Regions from separate parts of the Homo sapiens genome. Here region 1 is linked to region 2. Evidence: read pairs that join two places in POLR2A ChIA-PET (ENCODE). Cell type or tissue: GM12878. All regions are shown on one strand. Links, peaks and the distances in the headings refer to the core of each region. The heading gives the core; the rest is flanking DNA. Region 1 overlaps ZFAND3 (zinc finger AN1-type containing 3). Region 2 overlaps ZFAND3 (zinc finger AN1-type containing 3).

Region 1 (5,381 bases), core at 96-5,095, 80 kb before region 2:
GGCGCCCTTCTGATGCGGTCACTATCTCTTGTCCACGCAATGCCACAAAAAGCCAGATATAACTCATATAACTTCTGCTACTCCCAATTGCCCAGCAGGAATCATGGAAAGCCTTCAGAGGATAACTTGGCAACCAGTGTGCCAGTTTTAACATCTGAGTTTCAGAAACCTGGTTTAAAAAAATGGCAAAATGGCCTTTTTCTCAGAGTCCCTTGATCTCTCTTCAGATAATTTATGTATTTAAAATGCCTACCATACCTATGTATTACCTAAATGACATCCATTCCACATTCTGGATAGAAATTTTTCAGCAACATGGTTGTCAATCAGGTTATAAAAGAAATAATATAACTACTGATATTATTACTCAAAACAGAGATGTTTTAAATCTAAAATAAACCAGACTTTGGCTACCGAAATAATGGTCATTCTAAACAATGCCAGCTTGGATCACATGGGTCAAGAACACTGAATCCAAAAGAACTGGCAGAGACTTCCGGGAACTTTGATCCTTTCTCATGTTGAACATGGGAAACTTGAAGCTAATCACAGGCATACAACTACTCGCTACCTAACAAAAAGCAGTGTAATCAACTTGCATGGTCTTGGAACAGACAACAGAGCTCTCTTTTTGACAGTAAGCATGAAAGGTAAAGTTTCACTGGAGCAGTGAAACTACTCTTATTGAGCTCTCCAATGGGTACCACGTTTCTAAAACCAAGGGGTAGTAGGTTGAATAATGGCTACCAAAAGATATCAAGTCTTAATCCCGAAGTTACCTTACTCAGGGGGTGGAGGGTCCTTTCCAAATTAATTAATGATTTTGAGATGAGATTACCCTGGATTATCCAGGTGAACCCTAAATGACATCACAAGAGAGAGAGGCAAAGAACATTTTTGCAAGGGAGTAGCAAAGGGAATTCAGAAAGACACCCAAAGTAAACAGCCACATGAAGATGGAGGCAGAAGCTGGAGTAACAGGGTTACAAGCCCAGGAATGCTGGGGCAGCCCCCAGAAGCTGGAAGAGGTGAAGAATGGATTCTCCCTCAGAGCCACCTTGGAGGGAAGGAAGCCCTCCCAGATCTTGGACTTCTAGTCTCCAGAACTTTGAGAAAATAAATTTCTATTATTCTGTCACCAACTTTGTGGTAATTTGTTACAATAGCCTCAGAAAACTAATATACAAGGGTTATGTATCTGATCATAGCATATTCCCTCTCAGTAGCATTCAGCTAGATCCATCCTTCTTTCCGGAACACTCTTCACATACCTTCATGTCACTCAAATCCCAGATCAAACAACCCTCTTCCACCACAACTGCTCCCATTTAGCCACCTTTGCTACTGCTCCTCCCCTGCAAAGACCCTTAACTGGAGGTCCAGAAACTCAGTCTTCATTACCTCTACTTTTCATTTGGTAGTGATCTCCCACACTTTCATGGTTTTAAAATACTGTATCTATACACGAAAGATGCAAAAATGTTTACCTTCAATCCCAAATCTCTTTACCTTGCTCCAAACTCACATATCTAACTGCCTATTTGACATCTCAACGTTTGACTCAAACTTAGTATTTCAAATTAGAATTCTCAGTATTTCCCACAAATTTGCCTGACCCATCTTTTCCACTCATATAAATGGGAAACACCTTCTTCCCAGTTGCTCACATCAAAAATCTAGAAACCTTTTTTTTTTTTTTTTGAGATGGAGTGTAGCTCTGTTGCCCAGGCTGGAGTGCAGGAGCATGATCTCAGCTCACTGCAACCTCCGCCTCCTGGGTTCAAGCGATTCTCCGGCCTCAGCCTCCCAGGTAGCTGGGATTACAGGCGCCCGCCACCACGCCCGGCTAATTTTTCTATTTTTTAGTAGAGACAGGTTTTCACCATGTTGGCCAGGCTGCTCTCAAACTCCTGACCTCAGGTGATCCGCCCACCTCGGCCTCCCAAAGTGCTGGGATTACAGGCATGAGCCACCGCGTCCAGCAGAAACCATTTTTGATTCCCGTCCTTCCTGTAGTCTTACAGATACAACACTCAGCAAGATGCATTAGTTCTACTTACAAATAGATCTCAAATCTATGTATTCCTCTCCTTCCTTAATGCTTCTATGATGGCCACCATTAACTCTCACCTAGGCCACTGTAAATAGCTTTTTATTGGTCTTCTCGTTCCCATTCTTGACCCTATACAATGATTTTTCCACATAGCAGCTATGGTCATCTTTTAAAACAAGTTGGAGCGTGTTATTTTCTTGCTTAACACTATCCAACAATTTCCTATTGAGTATAAAATCCAAACTTTTTACCTGGAGAAAGTTTTTAAAAAAAAAAGTCTGGAAGTCTCCTTGTGATCTGACTATGCCTACTTCCCCTCTTGCTCTCTTATCATTCTGCCCCCTCATTCACCACATTTCAACCATGCTTGCCTTTTCTCTGTTCTCTGACTGTGCTGTAGGGCTCATGCCCATGCTGTTCCCTGTACCCCCAAATCACTGTAATGCTGTCTCTTTCTTGTTGCTCATATCCTAGTTCAAACCTCCTCACTGGCCTTCCCTCAACAACCCAATTTATTTTTTTATTTTTTGTTTTTTTGAGACTGGGTCTCATTCTGTTGCCCAGACCAGAGTGCCCAATCATAGCTCACTGCAGCCTTGACCTCCTAGGCTCAAGCCATCCTCCCACTATAGCCTCCCAAGCAGATAAGACTCTAGGCACACATCAGTCCATTATTTTTTGTAAAGATGGTGTCTTACTTTGTTGCCCAGGCTGATCTCAAACTCCTGGGCTCAGGTGATCCTCCCACCTCAGCCTCCCAAAATGCTGGGATTACAGGTGTGAGCTACAACTCCTGTGGCCTGACCACCCAATTTAAATCAGTTCCTCTTCCTGTTTTCTTCTTTCACATCATTCTTTGATATCTCACCACATGCCTGTTTGCCTGCTATCTTTCACCACTAGAATGTAAGTGCCATAAGAGCAAAGACTCCTTTGGTCACTCTTGGTTGGTATTTAACAGGTACCCAATAAATGCTTGTTAAATGAAGAAATAAAATCTCTTTTGAAGGCCTGAACCATTAAAAAAAAAAAAAAAAAAGCACTTAAGTAGATATTTGAAATGTATTTTGTAGAGGTCAAACACCAGCTAGAAGACAGGTTCTCCACAATTCCTGTGGCTGTCAGCCTGTCATCTTTCTGGAGCTCTGTCACAATGCATTACCTATGGCTGGTAGATAACGTCATCCTATGTATCTGGCCATGATCTGTCACTCAGAATATAACAGGTGGCAGACACTTTTAAAAGTTTCTTTCTAATGACACGGAGTGAGAAATCTGCTTAAATTTTTTTCTTTTTCTAATAATGTTTAATAGTATGTTCTGGTTTTGAAAATACATACCCCTTGAACAGAATGTAGAAAAAAAAACAAAAAGTAAAAACTAAAACTCATTTATAATTCCCCAAAATAAGAAATACTTTTTTAGATAGATATCTATAATTCAGAATTTATTATATTTACAGTATTGGTTGTTGTATGGTATGTTCACAGGTGTTCATTTTATTATGCTTCATACCATATATACACATTACATATAGTCATGCACTGCATAATGATACTTTCATCAATGACAGTTCACATACACAACAGAAGTCCCATAAGATTATTATGCAGCCAAAAACTTCCTGTCACCTAATGGCATCATAGCTGTAGTGTTAGAGCAACACAGTAAACAAACCAACTGTGCTGTCAGTCATATAAAAGTCTAGCACATACAGTTATGTATAGTACATAATACTTGATAAAAAATGATAAACATCTATGTGATTGGTTTGTGTATTTACTATACTTTATATCATTATTTTAGACTGTAATTCTTCTACTTACTAAAAAAAGAAGAGGAAGAAGTAGTTGTTAACTGTAAAGCAGCCTTAGGCAGCTCTTTCAGGAGGTATCCAGAAGAAGGCATTGTTATCATGGAGATGACAGCTCCATACCAATTACTACCCCTGAAGACCTTCCAGTGGGAAAAGATGTGGAAGCAGAAGACAGTGATGCTCCTGACTCTGTGCAGGCCTAGGATAATTGTGTGCATGTCTGTGTGCTGGGGCCTAACAAAAAAGCTTTAAAAGCAAAAAATAAAATATTTTTTAAATAAAGGTGCCAGGCCTGGTGGCATGCACCTGTAGTCCCAGCTACTCAGGATGCTGAGAAGGAAGGATCACTTAAGCCCAGGACTTTTGAGTCCAGCCTAGGCAACAGAGTGAGACTCTGTCAATCAATCAATAAAGAAAACTTATAGAATAAGGATATAATGAAAATATTTCTGTGTAACTATACAATGTGTTTGTGTTTTAAGCTAAGTGTGATTACAAAAGAGTCATCAGTTTAAAATTTTTTTAAAGTTTATAAGGTAAAAAAGCTATAGTAAGCTAAAGCTAATTTATTATTAAAGAAAATTTTAAAAATAAACTTAGTGTAGCCTAAGTGTACAGTGCTTATAACATCCACAGTAACATAATGTCCTAGGACCCTCACATTCACTCACTACTCATTCACTGACTCACCCAGAGCAATTTCCAGTCTTGTAAGCTCCATTCATGGTAAGTGCCTGGGACAGGTGTACACTTTTTTATCTTTCATGCCACATTTTTACCACACCTTTTCTATGTTTAGATACACAAATACAACTGCCTACAGTATTCAATATAGTAACATGTTCTACAGGTTTGTAGCCTAGGAGCAACAGGCTATACCATATAGTGTAGGTGTGGAGTAGGCTATACCACCTAGGTTTGTGTAAGGACACTCTATGATGTTCAACATTTGTTTCCACAATGAAACCGACTAACAGCACATTTCTCAGAATATGTCCCCGTCATGAAGCAATGCATGACTATTTTCTTTTGTGTATATACAAAAATTTCATAAAGAAATGCATAATGAAAATCTACAGATATCATTTTTTCAATTTACATTTACATTTAATATTTATCACGCCTTAAATATTCTTCAAAAACATGTGTGTTGCTCTGTGACAATCCATTACATACTAATACTATAATGTAGTCACACTCTTACTACTGTTGGATGTATAATTGTTTTTCCCCAATTTTTCCTATTATAAATATTGCTATAATGAGCATTTTTGGACTTAAATCTTTAATCATAAATCTGTATTTGAATGGCTTTAAGACTGATTCTGAGAAGGAGACCTTACTAGATGAAAAAGTATATTTTGGTAAATATTGCAAAATTACCTTCCAGGTAAGTTCTACATACTATTTTGAATACATCTTTGCCAACAACGTTTTATTTTATTTTATTTTATATTTTATATTTCATTTATGAGACAAGGCCTGGCTCTATTGCCCAGGCTGGAGTGCAGT
Region 2 (5,381 bases), core at 172-5,171:
AAAACTTTATTTATGAACATACTGAATTGAATTTCATGTAATTTTCACACAAAAATACTTTTCCAAGGCTTTAAAAACGTAACATCATTCTTATAAAAAAATTCTGAATTCACTGGCCAGATCTGGCTCTAGGCAGTTTACTGACCTATTCCCAAGGCATCCTTTACATGTAACAGATTAACTTCTTTCCTATGTATCTAGAATGGTACCAATTATGTATCATATTATGGAGAATAGAGAAAATAATCACCCATAACACTTTCTGTGTATCAATAGTACTCTGATTGTCTAATATTCTGCAGAGTCTCACTCTGTCGCCAAGCTGGAGTGCAGTGGCGCGATCTCGGCTCACTGCAACCTCTACCTCCTGGGTTCAAGCGATTCTCATGTCTCAGCCTCCCAAGTAGCTGGGATTACAGGCAAATGCCACCACACCCAGCTAATTTTTGTATTTTTAGTAGAGACAGGGTTTCACCATGCTGGCCAGGATGGTCTCGATCTCCTGACCTCGTGATCCGCCCCCCTCAGCCTCCCATAGTGCTGGGATTACAGGCGGGAGCAACCACACCCGGCCGATTGATGAGGTTTTTGGGGGCACTTGTTAACTTGAGCAAATAACCTTACATGAGCTAATATTTTAAAATAATTCTCAAAATATAAAAAACATAAAAAGTAACTTTCACATGTAGTATATTGCCAACGGGTGATATAAATCAAACTGGTGCAAATTAAATCTCTGGTTAATATATCACCAGAAATAAACATTCTTTTAGTAAAGCCAATAATTCAACTATCATCTTTCAATCTATTTTGTAACTTCAAATGCAAAACCTACCTGAATAAAAATCACAAGTATACGCCAGGCACAGTGGCTCAAGCCTGTAATCCCAGCACTTTGGGAGGCTGAGGCAGGCAGATCACGAGGTCAGGAAATTAAGACCATCCTGGCTAACATGGTGAAACCCCATCTCTATTAAAACTACAAAAAATTAGCCAGGCATGGTGGCATGCGCCTGTAGTCCCAGCTACTCGGGAGGCTAAGGCAGGAGAATTGCTTGAACCTGGGCGGCGGAGGTTGCAGTGAGCCGAGATCACGCCACTGTACTTCAGCCTGGGCGACAGAGCGAGACTCCATTCCAAAAAAAAAAACAAAAAAAAAAAAATCACAAGTATAAATTATAGGATTGCCTCAGATACTAACAAACTAGATTTGAGTTCCAGCTCCACCTCTTTCTAGATGAGTGAGCTTCGGCAAGTTCCAGACTCTTTACTGTTAAGGAGTAAATATCTGCAACGTCCAAGAGTAGTCAAAGCGTGCAATTCAACTTATGTGAAAGGGTCTGTATACTACATAGTGCTACAGAAATATCAGCTGCCATTATTAGGTGCTCGATGGCTTTCTTCATAACTTTAATACTATAATTTTCCCTTTTATTTTAAAGGGACAAGGGTCTTGCTATGTTCTCCAGGTTGGACTTAAACTCCTGTGCTCAAGGGATCCTCTTGCCTAACTAAGCCTTCCAAACAGCTGCACCTGGCTCAATTTTCCACACTTTTTAATAGCACTTGCTAGTTTCTGCTAAGGCTTGGGTTCTTAGTGGAATATTGTGCACCTAGAAGTATATTTCATTGAATACATTTAAGCAAAGCATAATGTAAGGCACTGTGGTGGAACTAAAGATGACTGAGATGGCCTCAACCCTCAAACAGCTTAAAATGAACTCAGACATATACAAATGATGAATCAGGGCTATAACAGGAACAGGCAAAAGCCAACATGAGTGTCCTATGGGATCAGGAAAAGCTGTACAGGTATTTAATCAGGGCCTGGGTCACAGAGCAATTCTAAGAGCTGAGGTAGAGATGAGAGAACACTTCACTTCACAAATTCCAGGATGCAGGGCAGTGCAAGTTCTAAAATTCCAAAAATAATGTTTCATTTTAAAAATCTAACCAGGAAAAGAAAAACTGTACCATTAGTCTTTAGACCTCTAAAAGGTAAACATCATGAAGGATAAGCTAAGGCTCACTTTAAGCTCAGAAGTTAGGAAAATTATGAACAATGCTGGTTTCAACCCATTTCATCATTATTTCCCAAAGCACTTTACAAACATTTTATCTAAGAGAGTATGTTCCAAGGACGCTGAGTACAAGGAAGGGACAAGTCCAGCCTAGCAAGTCTCTGAGGGAGTAGAGACTGGCATACGCTGCTCTACTGATGATACATGCAACCTGCTTCAAAAACCATTTTCCTAAATGCTGCAAGTTACCACAGCTCACAGTACGAAAAAGCAATAAAACAAGTTAGTTCTTGGAAGATTAAGCTATACATGCTTCCTTTGAGGAAAAGGGGCTAGGAAATCTGACATTTTTCTACAGTTTATTTTCTTATCTGTATCATTAAAAACCTTTCCCCTAACCAAATTTCATTTATGTTTACCCTTCTGCCAACAAAGACAACGAAACAGGTTTACTTTGGAGCTGTGCCTAGGCATGGTAAATTTTAACCCAGAAGAAAATTAAAAAACAAAAAAAAAATGTGAGTGATAAGGAGGGTGTATATAACACATTATAACACCTAAAAATGACTGCTGTCTGTAATTCAGTTACGTCTGCCTCCCAAGATTGCCACTTGCCAGTCACACCATCAGTAGAAGATTAAAGATGGCCCCAAGCTCTGTGCTACTCCTCTCATTGAGAAATGGAGTCCAGTTCTCCTTCTCTTGAATCTGGGCAGGCTCCATAACTGCTTTGACCACGGAATATGGTAGAAGTGATGCTATGCCAGTCTCCAACTGAGCCCATCAACTGTGAGAGATGATAATTGCTTTTTTTTTTTTTTTTGAGACGGAGTCTTGCTCTGTCGCCCAGGCTGGAGTGCAGTAGCGTGATCTCGGCTCACTGCAAGCTCCACCTTCTGGGTTCATGCCATTCTCTTGCCTCAGCCTCCCATGTAGCTGGGACTATAGGCGCCCGCCACAACGCCTGGCTAATTTTTTGTATTTTTTTTTTTTTTTAGTAGAGACGGAGTTTCACCGTGTTAGCCAGGCTGGTCTCGATCTCCTGACTTCGTGATCCGCCCACGTCGGCCTCCCAAAGTGCTGGGATTACAGGAGTAAGCCACCGCGCCCAGCCGATAATTGCTTTTTAAGACCCTAAGTGTTAAAGTGGTTTGTTCAGAAGCAACAAGTAAGCAGAACCTCAGCCAGCAGACCACAGCTCCAGTTTTCAGGCCTTTCACCACACCAATAGCCTAAACACTGTTTCACTTAGAAAAGAAAAAAACTGGCCGGGCGCAGTGGCTCACGCCTGTTATCTCAGCCCTTTGGGAGGCCAAGGCGGGCAGATCATGAGGTCAGGAGGTCAAGACCATCCTGGCTAACATGGTGAAACCCCATCGCTACTAAGAATACAAAAAATTAGCCGGGTGTGGTGGCGGGCGCCTGTAGTCCCAGCTACTCGGGAGCCTGAGGCAGGAGAATGGCATGAACCTGGGAGGTGGAGCTTGCAGTGAGCCAAGATTGCGCCACTGCACTCCAGCCTGGGCGACAGGGCAAGACAAGAAAGAAAGACAAGAAAGACAGAGAAGGAAAGAAAGACAAGGAAAGACAGAAAGACAGACAGACAAAGAATCAATCAATCTTGGCCAGGTGCAGTGGCTCACGCCTATAATCCCAACACTTTAGGAGGTCGAGGCGGGCAGATCACTGGAGCCCAAGAGTTCAAGACCAGCCTGGGCAACTGGCAAAACCCTGTCTTCACAAAAAAAAGAAAAGAAAAAAAGAAAAAAAGCCAGGCGTGGTGGTCTTGTGGTCCCAGCTGCTCAGGAAGCTGAGGTGGGAGGATCAATTGAGCCCAAGGGGTGGAGGTGACAGTGAGCCAAGATCACACCATTGCACTCCAGCCTGGGCAACAAAGTGAGACTCTGTCCCCCCAAAAAAAGAAAACAATAGAAAAAAAATAATCTTATTGTATTCAGCATTTGTTAGTATTTATTAACTTTGAGAATATGTTCAAATTAGCTTTTTTTTTTTTTAGAAACTACAAGGATACACAAGGACAGAAAACTATCAGTGTTGGAAATGTTAAAAGAATATGCAATGTCTCAGCTAGAAAAGAAAAAGAGGTCTCATTTACCAATGATTGTTGAGTATATTAAAGGTTTTTTAGTGAGGAAAATGCTGAGTAATTGCAAAAACAGGCCCAAGCCATTAAGCAAACACTGGTCTCTAAACAGGAATAATGTGGACCGCATAGTTCTCAAAACAAAATTCTCCTATTAGCTCTCAGATCTGATTTCAGCTTCAGAGAAACAGAAACAGATAGGATTTTACAAAACTGTATAACAAGCAAAGACAGGAACACATTTTTTTTTTTTTTTGAGACGGAGTCTCACTCTGTCACCCAGGCTGGAGTGCAGTGGCACGATCTCGGTTCTCTGCAAGCTCCGCCTCCCGGGTTCAAGCCATTCTCCCGCCTCAGCCTCCCAAGTAGCTGGGACTACAGGTGCCCGCCACCACACCCAGCTAATTTTTTTGTATTTTTTAGTAGAGATGGGGTTTCACCGTGTTAGCCAGGATGGTCTCAATCTCCTTACCTCGTGATCCACCTGCCTCAGCCTCCCAAAGTGCTGGGATTACAGGCATGAGCTACCACACTCAGCCAGGAACACTTAAAGAAACAAAATCACCTGAATAGTCAAGGCACAGTGGGCTTAAGAAATTAAGATTTTTTTTTTTTTTTTTTGTGAAACAGTTTCACTCTGTTGCTCAGGCTGGAGTGCAGTGGCACAATCTCAGCTCACTGGAACCTCCGCCTCCTGGGTTCAAGCAATTCTTGTGCCTCAACCTCCTGAGCAGCTGGGATTACAGGCACACACCACCACGCCTGGCTAATTTTTGTATTTTTAGTAGACACGGGGTTTTGCTATGTTGGCCAGGCTGGTATCAAACTCCAGACCTCAAGTGACCCACCCACCTCGGCCTCCCAATGTGCTGGGATTACAGGCGTGAGCCACCACACCCAGAAAGAAATTAAGATTTAAAAGATCATCCTGTAGCAGAAATCACAACATAATGAATGAGATTATTTAACATTGGGATGCTCATAGGGCCAGGGTATCTCCCAAACTCTAAAAATAAAATTAAGGCAACTAAAAGAGCAAGGATGGAATATAAAGTTATCTAAGTAAATTCCAATCTATTCTAGTCCTTTTCTTGATGTCAAGTAAGGGTGTTTGCTGATAAGTGATTTTTATAGTACTATTATTATTATTTAAAAAGCAAATTAGGGTATATATAAACAGGAGAATAGAGAAACTGGTTGTATAGTTATACAATGAAATAATACTATATAAAGTATGCAATAATAAAGATGAACAA

The links. Peaks named below come from ENCODE experiments on the same cell type or tissue, not always from the same donor. Only the 100,000 strongest peaks of a DNase experiment are listed, where the experiment ranks them.
Region 1: POLR2A ChIA-PET joins it to region 2 with 11 read pairs; 3 of 35 experiments call an interaction of 5 or more read pairs at or near these places.

What each region holds. Positions count from the first base shown.
Region 1 is chr6:37,922,024-37,927,404 of GRCh38, reverse strand. All of the region lies in intron 1 of ZFAND3 (zinc finger AN1-type containing 3), which reads right to left. Among named protein-coding and RNA genes, the nearest start is that of ZFAND3, 100 kb to the right of the region's middle. RefSeq lists a silencer at 2,795-2,864. In GM12878, for the core only: no CTCF peak of the experiment used is centred there; a DNase peak (open chromatin) is centred at 2,914.
Region 2 is chr6:37,842,487-37,847,867 of GRCh38, reverse strand. All of the region lies in intron 1 of ZFAND3 (zinc finger AN1-type containing 3), which reads right to left. Among named protein-coding and RNA genes, the nearest start is that of ZFAND3, 25 kb to the right of the region's middle. In GM12878, for the core only: no CTCF peak of the experiment used is centred there; no DNase peak of the experiment used is centred there.